3 separate regions of the Homo sapiens genome follow, and regions 2 and 3 are each linked to region 1. The links are chromatin loops, found by intact Hi-C in ENCODE. Cell type or tissue: Calu3. All regions are shown on one strand.

Region 1 (5,000 bases):
TCCACCTCCTTGGTTCAAGCAAGCACACCTGGCTAATTTTTGTAGTTTTAGTAGAGATGGGGTTTCACCATGTTGACCAGGCTGGTCTAGAACTCCTGACCTCAAATGATCTGCCCTCCTCAACCTCCCAAAGTGCTGGGATTACAGGCGTGAGCCACCATGTCCAGCCTACCTCTTTCTTCTTGATACTGTATTCCTTCATTACTGGAATGATACTGAATGTCTTCATTGTCTGGAACACTCAATTCTCTTCATTTTCCTTCAGTGCTATTATCTAGGAGCCACAAAAGACGCAGCCACAAAGATCCTAAGTGAAGTCACTCGCCCAATGAGTGTGCATATGCCTGCAATGAAGATTTGTGAGAAGCTGAAGAAGTTGGATAGCCAGATCTGTGAGCTGAAATATGGTATAACACAGCCCCGTGTTTTTCCCAGTAGGTCCAATGGATTCCCAAACCTCTAAAGTTGGGGCCATGTCTTCTAAAAATTCAGTGTTAAAAGGAAAGAAATTCACCACTCATCAATAAGTTGCTTGGCTGATGAATGGTACCTATGGGCATTTGAGTTTCGTTGAGGGAAGACAAATAAATAGTACAGGCATAATCAGCATTAGGTTAAAATTGCCAATGAGGCCTGGCGCGGTGGCTCAGGCCTTTCATCCCAGCACTTTGGGAGGCCGAGACGGGCGGATCGCAAGGTCAGGAGTTCAAGTACCAGCCTGGCCAATATGGTAAACCCTGTCTCTACTAAAAAAATACAAAAAAATTAGCCGGGTGTGGTGGCGGGCAGCTATAGTCCCACCTACTCGGGAGGCTGAGGCAGGAGAATCGCTTGAACCCGGGAGGCAGAGGTTGCAATGAGCCCAGATCCCGCCACTGCACTCCAGCCTGGGTGATAGAGCAAGACTCTGTCTTAAAAAAAAAAAATTGCCACTGAAATCACAGAGTTTAGACTCCTAACACACCAAGGCAAAGCCAGATACGTATGTCAAGGAAAATCTCAACATATAGAGAGAGCAGCTACTCCTGGTGATTTGGATCTTGGTAATCTATTAAAACAAAACTAGTACCTATTCAAAGATGATACAAGGACTTTGAAGATGTAAAGATGACTATGACTTCCTTCCTAGGCAGAGCTACCATTCTGCCAGCTTTAAATTTTGGGAAATTGGTTATTCACATCAAGTCAGGTTTTTCCTGGTAAAATAGCTTATCAGAGGGTGCCCAAAACAAACAGCAAGAAAAGGAAGGAGATGTCCTTTTTTTTTTTTTTTTTTTTTTGAGGGGAAGTCTCGCTCTATCACCCAGGCTGGAGTGCAGTGGTGCGATCTTGGCTCACTGCAATCTCTGCCTCGTGGGTTCAAGCGATTCTCCTGCCGGAGCCTCCCGAGTAGCTGGGATTACAGGCATGCACCACCACGCCTGGCTAATTTTTGTATTTTTATTAGAGACGAGGTTTCACCATGTTGGCCAGGCTGGTCTTGAACTCCTGACCTCAGGTGATCCACCTGCCTTGTCCTCTCAAAGTGCTAGGATGACAGGCGTAAGCCACCATGCCCGGCCAGGAGATGTCCTATTTTAAAATGTTATCCTTGGCCCCATACATTTCACATGGATAGATCTTTTATCATGATTTGTATCTGGGCTAGACATTTGGGTAGATTGAGTGGGTATCATAAAAGGATGTGGAATTCCTTCCTCAGCCTATCCTTGACACCTGAAATCCCACTCATTCCTTTTGCTTAAGTCATTGTTTTGCATGCATTACATACCCAGTGTAGTACTGTCAACTACCTAAGTAATTAGCATCCACCTCTAAGTTATTTTAGTCTTATTTTCCAACACAGCCGTGTAATAGTCCTATGCACCATAGCCACATAGCTAGCTTTAAGTAGGTTTAAGGTTGAAAGTTACCACAGACAACCTATTTCTTAACTTGCAAAGCACAAGCCCTAACTTCCAGGGTAGTTATTAGAGTAGGCATCCCTTTTTTATTGGCTTCCAAGCCATGAAATAGGGGCAGAAATCACTGAGTCCATATAAACAATATTCACAAACTTGGCCGGGCGCGGCAGCTCACACTTGTAACCTCAGCACTTTGGGAGGCCAAGAAAGGAGGATCATTTGAGCCCAGGAGTTCAAGACCAACCTGGGCAACATGGTGAAACCCTGTCTCTACAAAAATACAAAAATTAGCCAGGTGTGGTGTTGAGCGCCTATAGTCCTAACTACTCAGGAGACTGAGGTGGGAGGATCACCTGAGCCTGGGAGGTCAAGGCTCTGGTGAGCTGTGATTTTTTTCACTGTACTCCAGCCTGAGTGGCAGAGTGAAACCCCATCTGAAAAATAAATAGATAAAATAAAAATAAATAAAAGCCAATATCACAAACCTCTTTTGATTTTTTAAATTCAACAAATTTGTTGTGAATACCTTCTCCTATATCCTAGGGATCTTACAGGGCTCCTTAAACAATAGAAAAATCAGATATTATTGAGACGAAATGACTACCTAATGTTTTGGCGATGCTGGCCACTAGAGGCCCTTGGGGAGCTATGAACTAGTTTTAATCTTTGTGTGGACCTTTACTTTGGAGTTTTGGGGCATCACAGAGGTTTTCCTCTTTTTAAAATTAATGCCAGATACCAAGTTCTCTAGAAAAACTCAAAGAAACTACTGACATTTACAAAAAAATGTATTTTTCTCCTTCAGCCTCTTATCTTGAATAGACTAATAGTTCTTAATTATCCTCCCCAGCTATTGTTAGCAGGAAAGATAAGATTAAACAGGGACCTTTGTGCTGTGGGAGATTAATAATTTGGGCTATGCAAGTTTCTACTTTAAAAAGTATTCTGTCAGATCAGCCATGAAATTAACAAGCAAGATAAGTGTGGAGTTGGAGTATGTTTTCAATTAGGAAGGTGCCATTTGGTTTTTGACCTGAAAGAATGTTTTCATTTGCTTGCTTTGTGTTTAAAAAGGATAGGGAATCACTATAAAAATTTAAGGGTTTTCTGGAGCACAGTGTATAGCTGACCCTCTAAATACAAAAGTCTTTTAACATCCAGCTTTTAAATTAGAACAGAGTTACCGGAAGGTTTTGACAAATAATTTGACAAATATTAGGTTTTTAATGTTTTTAAATGTTGTGTTCTACTACTCAGAGGTAAAAAAGAGAAAGAACTTTCAAGAGAAGTCAAGCTGTAAAAATTCTAGGCTGCCACTAGTTGTTTAATAAATAAACTTAAATGTTGTATTCATTATCAAAGTGAACACCGGACAAGCGGGGAGGGGCAAAAGACACTTTTTTTTTTTTTGACAGTCTCACTCTGTTGCCCATGCTGGAGTGCAGTGGCATGATCTCTGCTTACTGCAACCTCAGCCTCCTGGGTTCAAGAGATTCTCCTGCCTCAGCCTCCTGAGATGCTGGGATTACAGGTGTGTGCCCCCATGCCCCTCTAGACTTTCTTTTGAAAGAGGAAAAGTACCTCTTTCTGATAGGAAAATTATAATTATTGGTATATTACAGATGAGCTTATTATTTTTTGTATTTTGGGCTTTTTTTCAATCTTTTCAGCAATTGAGAAGTAGCTGAGTTCTTGATATTTTCTGCACATAATCTATAAACAGCGAAATAGTAGTCTTGCTAGAGGAGGTTAGATGTTGGTGACAAGTATCATTGGCAAGAATTTTAGAAGCCAGGTTGGCTGGCACCAAAGCCCTAGCATTGGAGAAGTGGGAATAACACAAAGGGCTGTACCTGCTGTGATAATTTAGCAACCTAATCCCAGTAGGGGCTGGGCATCAGGTGAGTTTCAAAACAGAGATCCCAAACAATTAAGGTTCAGCGAGAATATTCCTAATTTTATTCACGTGTTTGCATTTCTTTACATTTTTATTTAAAACCCAATAGTGCTTTGTCATGTGTATGTGCTCATTTGCTTTGCCGAAGATACATCTTCCTAGAAAAAGTGAACCATAACTTTTTGCTGGTTAATTACAATCTATGGGTTTCAAGTTGGCCGCAAACCAAGGCCATCCCAAAGGAACCGATTGCCTTTTATATATGAGTTTCCTTCTTGTTACCTTAACAGCAGCAATTTGGATACAGTGCTATTTGTTTTAGGAATACTGATCTTGAGAATGCTCCAAATGGTAGTAAACATTGTGGCACTACATAGGCCCTTAGTTTTGAAGCAAGTATAATCTCTTGGAAAGAAAGTCAAATTAAAAACACAAATTATCCCAATAACTTTGTATACACTGTTGTCCTTCAGTACCTGTGCAGGAGGGGTTCTGGGACCATACTCAGACACTAAAATCCTGATGCTTAAGTGTTTGCATATAACCCATGTGCATCTTCCCTCCTGTATACTCTAAATCATCTCTAGATTACTTATAATACTTAATACAATGAAAATGCTATTTGTATTAGTCTGTTCCCGCATTGCTGTAAAGAACTATTGGCCAGGCGCGGTGGCTCACGCCTGTAATTCCAGCACTTTGGGAGGCCGTGGCAGGCGGATCAGCTGAGGTGAGAAGTTCAAGATCAGCTTTGCCAACATGGCGAAACCCTGTCTCTACTAAAATACAAAAATTAGCCGGGCATGATGGTGGGTGCCTGTAATCCCAGCTACTTGGGAGGCTGAGACAGGAGAATCGCTTGAACCAGGGAGATGGTGGTTGCAGTGAGCAGAGATCATGCCACTGCACTCCAGCCTGGGTGGCTAAGCGAGACTCCGTCTCAAAAAAAAAAAAGAAAAAGAACTATCTAAGACTGGGTAATTTATAAAGAAAAGAGGTTTAATTGGCTCACAGCTCCACAGGCTGTACAGGAAGCATGGCTGGGGAGGCCTCAGGAAACTTAGAATCATGGCAGAAGGCAAAGAGGAAGAGGCATGTCTTACGTGACTGCAGCAAGAGGAAGAGCGCAAAGGGGGAGGTGCTACACTTTGAAACAACCAGATCCCTCATGAACTCACTCACTATCATGAGAAAAGCTA
Region 2 (5,000 bases), 290 kb after region 1:
ATGCAGACATGGAACCAGAGCAGTCTGCTGGGGCAAGCCAGCTACGGTCTGGGTTTGTTTTATCAGCCCAGTTGTGAAAGTTTTCCGAGGGAATGGTAATTCACCTCTGGAAAGCAGTCAACAGAAGTACCTGGGATAGCCAGAGAGCTGGGCCCGGAGTGAACTTTGGAAAGGGAAAAACATGAAAAGCAAGGACTCAAAATCCATCTGTAAGCATGGGATTTCCCAGTGCTCTGGGATAGTAGAGTCAAATAATGACTTCCGTGTGTTGCTCAGTGGAAATTAAAGGTAGAATTCTCATCAGGCAGCATTTTTCAGTGCATAGTGTGTCTGTCTGAAATACAATTCTGTTATTACTCAACAGCTTGAAAATCTTTCAGTGAGTCCCCTCCATTCAGAACAGCACGAGAGGCCCTTGTCATCAGGCCTGTCTGTTTCCTGCCCCACTCTGAACGACTGGAGCCATTCAGAACTTCATGCAGCACCTTGGCAGTGTGATAGACAGACCTTTTTAGACTTTCCAGAAGCTTCTTATGTTAGTTGCATGAATAGGTCCAAGAACCATTGAACGTTGTCAGTGAGAAAGTCTGTGGGTCATTCAACTGAAGTTACAGTTTTGAAGAAATCAAAGCCCAGAGAAGTAGAGTTTCCTATACAGAGTTTTCCAGGCCTCTAAATAAAGTATGTAATGTTGCTGGTTGCATAGTTGGGCTTATAATAGCTTCTATTGAGTTCTCATGTTTGTGCCAGGGATTAGAGAGAGTCTTTGCATATACATTTTACTCAGTTTTTACAGCATTCATTTTACACATAGGAGAGCTGGGGGTCAGGGAAGTTAGGATTTGTCCAGGATCTCAAACCAGTTTTATTTCTCCTTCACTGAGCTGGTCCTGGTTTTCCTTAATTGACTTAATACATTAAAAAAAGTTACTTTGAGTAAGTTACTTGACCAGTGAAGTGACTGTGACAAGATTATCTTTGTGTTTATTTCTAGAAATGATGTTTCATGTCAGTAATAATATTTGCTTGCAAAGTACTTGTACCTCTAGACATTTCTACCCCATCTTTACTCTCAGGCTCCTGGATTCCTTGTTGCTCAGAGAGGAAATGTACCTGGCCGCTCAACCCCACTTTCTGCACTACACCTTATGGCGGTGGAATCCAAATGGCTCAGGGACACCCTCTGTCGTTAGCCCATGCCTTTGTTACTTCATTTAAGTAATGCTTTCTGAACAGGTCCAAGGGGTCAAAAGAATAGGAACATAAACCAGACATGTTCTTTGCAGTGAAGAGAGGATAAGATTTATATCCACATTGCTATAATACAAGGCGGTGGTTGACGAATTACTAGGAAAAAAGAACAAAGAACATCCCATAGAATTTGGGAAGGCGTCAGGGCAGATGCGGCATTTATTTGGATCTGCTGGATGCGTGAGTTTGGCTTTGTGGAGATCCGGGGCTGCGGTGGGAAAAGCCTCAGCACGCCTTCGGAGGGTGCAGTGCTGCTGTAAGCATGCTGGTGGAGGGAAGGCGGGGTGTGAGGATGTGGGGAGCAAGAACATTTGTTTCAGCTTGATCGGAAGATAGGATTTGTGAGACGCAAGAGTTGCCTTATACCAGAGTTGTATTTTCCAGCGTTGGTAGCAGTGAGCAGGATGGCTGGCAGAGGGAAGAGAGCTGTGAAGAAGGTCATAGTGATGGTTATTGCCATGTGTTAGTCACAGCTCCAGGGCGGGGTGTCACTGAGAAGCAGCTGGAACCCAGATCCCACATGGTTCTCCCGCCACCACCACTGCCCTGAGTACAAAGACTCAAGGAGGGGGTTGCTCCGGCCCGTTCACCCCCTTGTTACTAAATGACCATTTCCCAGACCCCAGTGTGGCCTTTGCATGAGGAGCTGCAGGGACCATGCCACCTGTTCTGAGGACAGGCTTAAGGTCTCCATGCTTAACTCAGACTGAGAGGCTCCTGTGCACCCCCTTTTCCAGCTCCAGTTGTGAAGAAGGACAAACCAGTGAAAAAGAAGGAAGATGTTTGCCCCTGTGTTGACAGCATATACATATACTTCACCACACTGTCCCACGGAAAAACATCCTCCTGGGCTGAAATCCTAAATGCACTACACGCACTTCTGTGCAGCCACAAGTGTCTGAAAAGTCAACCGCAGCCCCCCCCTCCTGCACCGGCTCGCAGTGCCCGTGTCTCTCTAATAGGAGACAGGCTTGGGTGCCCCTCACCCCACTGGTCCTATGTGAGAAGAAAGATTTCCAAGCAACTAAATCTAAAGAGAAGTCAGAAAAACATCCCAAGCTAGGGCCTGTTTCCTAGATTCAGAACTAAAGTCATTTCATTCTGTGCACTGGAAGCTCAACCTCCCTCCTGGCAACAAGGCCCAAGTCATGTTTGCACCTCAACACTGACGTCCAGGAAAGGCTGAGTGGGCATCTTATGCTGTCTCTAGTTGAGGGGGAAGTGGGAGTGCGGGACAGAGGATGAGGGGACGGAAAGCGGAGGGCAGGCAAAGCCTGAGACTGCAGAGGGCCAGTCAGTCAGGTAAACGAGAGCGAGTCAGTCAGGTAAAGGAGAGCGAGTCACCCAGGCTTGAGCGCTGGCTGCACTTGCCCTCTCAATGTCACCTCTTTCATGTCGATCAGACGTCTCAGACTCGACACGTCCTAGATCCACTTGCTCTTTCAGCCTCCCGTCATGGCAACTTGAGCCTTCTGGTTGCTCAGGCCGGAAACCTCCAAGTCATCCTTGATTCCTCAGTGCTTTTCACGCCTCGTGTCCAGTCCTTCAGGAAGTCCCAGAGACTTTACCTTTAAAATACATCTTGAATCAGGCTCTCCGCCTACCTATGCTGCTGCTGCGTGAGTCTAAAGCATCTCTCACCTGGATGACCTTTGCATCTGCCGCCCTGCCTGCCTGCAGCCCGTTCTAAACCTGGGAGCTGGAGTAATCTTTTAACTCATGAGTCAGATACCGTCATTACTCTGCTCAGAACCTGGAAATGACTCCCCATGGCCCTCAGGGTGAAGACCAGAATGCCAGCACTGGTGTTCAAGTTCCCACGCTCTATATCCTCACCATCCCTCCCTCCCCTGCAGCCAGCCTCGCGCTTTGCCATTCCTCATCCCCCCCAGGCACCCTCCTACCCTGTGGCCTTTGCATGCGCTCTTCTCGCTGCTGATCACGGCCCGCTCTTCTGTCACATTCCCTCCAGCTCCTCCCCAAATGTAATAACGAGGTCAAGGTCAGAGGCAGTTGTCTGTTTGGGTTTGGCATCGTGGAGATTATCTATGGTGAAGGGCAGAAATACGGAGCCTTTTATGGAAGTGTGTAGCCTTCTTGGTCTATGATTAACTAGAAGGAAACTGCAGTTGATTTTTCAGACACTTGTGGCTGAGCAGAGGTGTATGTAGTGCATTTAGGATTTTGCCGAGGAGCACGTTTTTCCATGGGACAGTGTGTTGATATCAGGCTGGCTGTGATGGGTTCCCTGAGTCACCCTCTGCGAGGTTTGTAATTCTCAATTCAGTTCAGGTTGCAGGCATTCTTGTTGTTAAAAGAGCAATGCAACTAGTGTCTGAGGAATGTTTGGTGTAATTTATTATATATGCCTTACTGTTTGATAATTTTGAGCCTAATCATGGAGTGATATTTAAGATATTTAAACAAATGTTGCAGCTACATTATTTTTCAGTTGACTTAGCCTTTGGATTTTCATTCTCTTTATTTTCACATTAACTTTGTAAAGATGTTGCTTTGGTTTGGTGGACAGAACATAACACGGGGAGGTGCTGGGGGCAGGGTCATACTTTTCAGCAGGGCAGCTAGGAGGTCAGGCCTCTCTGAGAAGGTGACATTTGAGGAAAGGCCTGGAAGGATACAAGCAGGATGAAGCCCACAAGGTGCTTAAGGAAGGAGACAGTGAGCAGTGTCACAGGCCAGCGAGCACCGTGCTGAGAACTAGAAGCCTTTTCCACTGGCACAGGGTCAGCATTGATATGTTTGTAGCATAGATTGATTTGCTGAGGCTGAAGGATTAGCAGTAAAGGACCTGGGTCCGGTGCCTATTGACCAACAAGTGAAACAACAAGCACTAAAACTTAGAGAAATCGCAGTTAGATTTATTTGGAGCCAAGTTTGAGGACTTACTTAAGCCTGAGAACACAGACTCAGTGTAGACTGAGAATGGGTTCCAAAGTAAGTTATGTGAGGCGCAATATATATACGTTTCATTCCCTTTCCTTTTCTATTTTGTTTTGTTTGAGACAGAGTCTCTCTCTGTTTCCCAGGCTGAGTGCAATGGTGCGATCTCGGCTCACTGCAACCTCTTGCCTCCTGGCTTCAAGCGATTCTCCTGCCTCAGCCTCCTAAGTAGCTGGGACTACGCCACCACGCCTGGCTATTTTTTGTATTTTTAGTAGAGACAGGGTTTCATCATATTGGCCAGGCTGGTCTCAAACCCCTGGCCTCAAGTGATCTAGCCACCTTAGCCTCCCAAAGTGCTGGGGTTACATATATGAGCCACTGTGCCCAGCCTCTTTTTTTTTTTTTTTTTTCTTTTCTTTTAGAGATATGAGGTCTTGCTCTTGCTCTGTCACCCAGGCTGGAGTGCGGTGGTGCAATCATAGCCCACTGCAGCCTCTCAACTCTTGGGCTCAAGTGATTCTCCCACCTCAGCCTCCTGAGTAGCTGAGACTATAGGCATGTACCACTATGCCCAGGGCATTTCCAATGTTTTTTAAACATATGGGGTCTTGCTATGTTGCCCAGGCTGGTCTTGAGCTCCTGGCCTCAGTGATCCTCCCACAACAGCCTCCCAAAGTGCTGGGATTACAGGCATGAGCCACCTTGCTCGGCCTTGTATTTTGTAACAGGGGAATACATGTGGCACAGCGGTGGGCGAAGCAGGCAGTGAAGCAGCGGTTTCAGTCCTGTGATTGTGATTGGTGGTCACAGAGGCTGTGCATAAGATAAATAAGGTAAATATGCAG
Region 3 (5,000 bases), 150 kb after region 1:
AGGCATTTCTGACTTATCTGTGTTACTAGAAGCAATAATGTTTGAATTTTTATTGTGGGATGTATTACTATGTTGGGCGTGAAACAAAGATACAAAGTGGGTAAACAAGTGAATTCATTTAACAATTGTTTAATAAACACCTGTTAAGAGAGGGTGTAGACTCTGAATGAAGCTTGAAAAGGGAAGCACAGTTTTTGCTCTGGAAGAATATGTAATTTAGTGGGCTACCGATGGCTTATATAAGAGATTCCCTGGAAAACTAAACACATTTTTATTAGTAGTAATGCAACACAGTATGGAAGACTCTTGGTACTGGAATATGGTGGTGTTGGATATTGGGTTCTAAAATTACGTCCAGTAACAGACTATTCATATCCATCAAAATGTGTAATTAGATGCTGCTGCTACATAAGTTTTTTTGTTTTGTTTTGTTTTTGATTCTGAGACAGAGTCTTGCTCTGTCACCCAGACTGGAGTGCAGTCGCATGATCTTGGCTCACTGAAGCCTTGACCTCCCCAGGCTCAAGTGATCCTCCCACTTCAGCCCCCCAAGTAGCTGGGACTACAGGTGTGCACCATCACATCTGGCTAATTTTTTTATTACTTGCAGAGACAGGCTTTCACTATGTTGCCTAGGCTGGTCTTGAACTCCTGGGCTCAAGCGATCCTCTTACCTTGGCCTCCCAAGATGCTGGGATTCCAGGCGTGATTCACTGCACCGGGCTGCTGGAGAAGCTGTAATGGGACTGCTGCACTTTAACACATTAACTTGCTGAAACATTCTGGGGGGTAATTTTGAATCTACATCAAGAGCCTCAAAGACACCTATGTCCTTTGAAACAGAATCCTACCCTTGAGACTCTAATCCAGAATTATTTGAAATGAGAAAAAATAAAAAGCTATCCACTGTAAGATGTTTTCTTTGTTATATGGCTCCTAATAGAAAGAATCTGAAAACTCTTTAAATGTTTCATGATAGGGAAACATTTCTTTAAAATTAAAATTCAATTGTCTTGGAAAGGGTTGGGTCTCCTTTGGGACCCATTTTCCAAATGAAGGAAGTTGAGGCCATTAATCGGTCATAGGCTTGTTGCAACAGGTGGAGACAAATGGAACCAGGCCTTGGATGACATCAGGAATATAATGGAGCAGAAAGCTACTGACCTCCCTCCATGGATAGATGCACCAAATAAGCATCTACCCACAGATCCATTTCCTCGGAAAGTCAGAGACCAGTTGAGAGACACCTATCCACCAGACAAATGAGAAAATGTTGATATCAGATAGATAGGAAAACTGGGGCACACTTGGGCCCAGTATGCACCCTGACCACGGTGCCATAAAATTGGGAAAGGAGTTCCCAACGCCCAGCTTATTCCCATGGAGAGGATGGTCTGAGCCTCACATGAAGGGCCCTAATCCTGTTTCCCCATGATTTAACACTTAATGCACCAAACACAAGAACAGAGGGGATTAGATACACATGTGTAGGAAAAAAATATAGCAGTTTAATATGGGCATGCAAGTATTTTCAGAGAATTTATACCACTGGAATCAGCACAGAGAAGGGGCTTAAATCAGTGCAGAGAAGGGGCTTAAAAACATACGTGGACAAGCACAATGGCTCATGCCTGTAATCCCAGCACTTTCGGAGCACAACGTGGCAAAACCCTGTCTCTACAAAAAAAAATTATGAAAATTAGCCAGGTGTGGTGCTGCATGCCTATAGCCCCAGCTTCTCAGGAGGCTGAGGTGGGAGGATCACTTGAACCCGGGAGGTTGAAGCTGCAGTGGGTAAAGATTGTACCACTGCACTCCAGCCTGGGCAACAGAGCGAGAGCGAGACCCTGTCTCAACAAAACAAAACAAACAACTCTGTTTCCCCTTGGAAGGAGTTTACAAAACATACCTGTAGCTGCTACCTGGTGGCCTGGCTTCTAATTAACTTGCTTGGGGAGTTAACGAGACAATTATTAACCTGTCACCAGTCTGGGAGGAGTTTGTACTCACGCTAAGTGCTCCAGCCCTTATAACATCCACCTAAGGAACTGCATTCTAAATGTCCTAGTTCAGGGAGAGGATAAGACTGGCAAACACATGTCTCTCTAGACTGCAGAGAAAAACAAAGTGGTGGTTTTACATTATAAAGGGTGCATAAGCAATTTGAAGGACTCCATCCCCAGGGAGCAATGCTGAGAAGGGGTTTTAAAAACACAGCCCCTGTATATTCTGGATGTTAATCTCTTGTCAGATCAATAGTTTGCAAATATTTTCTCCCAAATTGCAGGTTGTCACTTCATTCTGTTGATTGTTTCCTTTGCTGTGCAGGAGCTTTGGAGTCTGATATAATCTCATTTGTCTATTTTTGCTTTTGTTGACTGTTTTTGAGGTACTAGCCATAAAACCTTTGCCTAGACCAATGTGCTGAAGTGTTTTCCCTATGTTTTCTTCTCCTAGTTTCATAGCTTCGGGTCTTACGTTTAAGTCTTTGATGCATTTTGAGTTGATTTTTGGATCTGGTGAGAGATAGGGGTCTACCTTCATTCTTCTGCATGTGGATGCCCTCTTTTCTAGAGATACTTGGAACGCAAATAACTCAACAGCAAACAAACAAAACAAAAAGCAAAAGCAAAAAACAAATAATCTGATTAAAAAATAGGCAAAAGATTGGAATAGGCATTTCTCAAAAGAAGACATACAAATAGCCAAGTATATTAAAAAAATGCTCCACATCACTAATCATCAGGAAAATGCAAATCAAAACCAAAATGAGATATCATCTCACCCCAGTTCAAATGGCGATTATCAAGAAGACAAAAAAATAACAAACGCCGAAAAGGATACGGAGAAAGGGGAACTCCTACAGTACAGCCGTTATGAAAAACAGTATGAAGTTTTCTCCAAAAACTAAAAATAGAACGACCATATGATCCAGCAATCCCACTGCTGGGTATGCATCCAAAGGGAAGGAGATCAGCATGTCAAAGAGATATCTACACTCTCGTGTTTATTGCAGCACTATTCACAATAGCAAAGATACGGAATCAACCTGAGTGTCTATCAACAGATGAAGGGATAAAGAAAATGTGGCACTTATACAATAGAATACTATTCAGACATTTAAAAAAAGAATAAAATCCTTCATTCGCAGCAACATAGATGAGCCTGGAGGACATTATATTAAGTGAAATAAGCCAGACACAGAAAGACAGATACCACATGTTCTGACTCATATGTGAGAGCTGAAAAAGTTGGTATCATGGAAGTGGAGAGGAGAACAGTGGTTACCAGAGGCTGGGAAGGTTAGGGGGAAGGAAAAATAGGGAGAGGTTGGTTAATGAGTACAAAATTACAGCCAGATAGAAGGAATAGTTTCTAGTGTTCTATAGCACTGCAGGGTGACTCTAGTTAACAATAATTTATTGTATATTTTCAAATAGCTAGAAGAACAGATATTGAATGTTCCTAACACAAAGAAATGATGGATGTTTGAGGTGACGGACAGGCTAATTACCCTGCTTTGCTCATTTCACATGTATACATGTATTGAAATATCACATGTACACATAAATATCTATGATTATTATGTGTCCATTTAAAAGAATGGAACCAAGCCTCTTTAATTATTGGTCAGGAATTCTATTTCTGTCTCCAACAAACTACCTTTTTGCTTCTAAACTTGCTGCCCTAGAGTGAAATGTTAACTCCCAATGTTGCCAACTATGAGGCCAAAGGAAAATGACTTGATGTACATTGGTGAATGTATTTGGTTCGTGTTTTTAAGTTTTTTTATTCCTTCCTTCTTTCTTTATTTCTACTAATGTTCAATCAGGTGAACCTTAGGAAAAGAAGCTAATTTGTACCAAAATCTTACCTTGAACTCCCTAAGTATAAACTTAGTGTGGTTTCACATGCCCTTTCAATGAGGCATCTTGGGATTAGTCCTCAAGGAAAATACAGTCATGAGCCATATAATAATGTTTCAGTCAGCAACAGACCCCATATAGAATGGAGGTCCCATCAGGTTATAAACTATCTTTTTACTGTACCTTTTCTATGTTTAGAAACACAAACAAACACATATTCATGTTGTAAAGTGACAACACACGACTGTAAATGAAAAGTCCATTTGTTTGACAAATTTTAATAGTACATTCTTGGTACATCATCGTGGTCACATTTGATTTAATAAGCATTGTAAAACTCATGATGGGGCCGGGCACAGTGGCTCACGCCTGTAATCCCAGCAGTTTGGGAGGCCGAGGCGGGCAGATCAACTGAGGTTAGGAGTTTGAGACCAGCTTGACCAACATGGTGAAATCCCGTCTCCACTAAAATACAAAAATTAGCTGGGCATGGTGGCAGGTGCCTGTAATCCCAGCTGCTCGGGAGGCTGAGGCAGGAGAATCGCTTGAACCTGGAAGGTGGAGGCTGCAGTGAGCCGAGATCACGCCACTGCTGGGCAACAGAGCAAGACTTTGCCTCAAAAAAAAAAATAAATAAATAAAAAATAAAAAGAAAGAAAAAAACTCATGATGGCAGGGGAGGTACAGAACCAATGTACAGAACCAATGCATGCCTGACTCCTGATTTCCCAGAGCTGGAGTTCTTACACTGGTGTATCAGTTAGGACTCATTCTTTTAGAAGTGACAGAAAACCTGATAGGAATCAGTTTGATTTAAAAAGAAATAGAGGGTTTTTTTTTTGTTTTTTTGTTTTTTTTTTTTAAATAAAAGGGAGTGTATTAGCTGCCTTATGCGGAAAAGTCCAGGGTTAATCTTGCTTCAGGCGTGGCTGAATTTGGGGCTTAGTTGATATCAACAGAAGAAAGCATTGGAGCATCTCTTGGCTCTGCCTTCCTTTGTGTGGGCTTCAGTTTCAGCCGCACGTGATAACAAGGTGGTGCCTACAGTAGCAGCTGCAACCCCTGTCTCTGGTTTCAGGGCCAGTGGATAATAAGAACAGGAGTCATTTTCCCAGAAGTCCAGAGAAAAATCTC

The links. Hi-C counts contacts between places; a loop is a spot of excess contacts. Peaks named below come from ENCODE experiments on the same cell type or tissue, not always from the same donor. Only the 100,000 strongest peaks of a DNase experiment are listed, where the experiment ranks them.
Region 2: it touches region 1 in a loop (4-fold over the local background); 71 of 110 quality-filtered maps call a loop at or near these places.
Region 3: it touches region 1 in a loop (8-fold over the local background); 4 of 110 quality-filtered maps call a loop at or near these places.

Annotation. Positions count from the first base shown.
Region 1 is chr10:14,820,886-14,825,885 of GRCh38, reverse strand. CDNF (cerebral dopamine neurotrophic factor) reads left to right here. Exons shown (of 4, transcript NM_001029954.3): 3 at 266-407. Among named protein-coding and RNA genes, the nearest start is that of CDNF, 15 kb to the left of the region's middle. In Calu3, no CTCF peak of the experiment used is centred here; a DNase peak (open chromatin) is centred at 2,545.
Region 2 is chr10:14,531,105-14,536,104 of GRCh38, reverse strand. The region is part of intron 2 of FAM107B (family with sequence similarity 107 member B); the gene reads left to right. It overlaps LOC124902381 (a long non-coding RNA gene), which reads right to left and starts at 3,229. Exons shown (of 3, transcript XR_007062063.1): 1 at 3,156-3,229; 2 at 2,637-2,819; 3 at 1-1,677. In Calu3, no CTCF peak of the experiment used is centred here; a DNase peak (open chromatin) is centred at 2,984.
Region 3 is chr10:14,671,601-14,676,600 of GRCh38, reverse strand. The region is part of intron 1 of FAM107B (family with sequence similarity 107 member B); the gene reads left to right. Among named protein-coding and RNA genes, the nearest start is that of FAM107B, 100 kb to the left of the region's middle. RefSeq lists an enhancer at 1,271-1,857. In Calu3, no CTCF peak of the experiment used is centred here; a DNase peak (open chromatin) is centred at 1,960.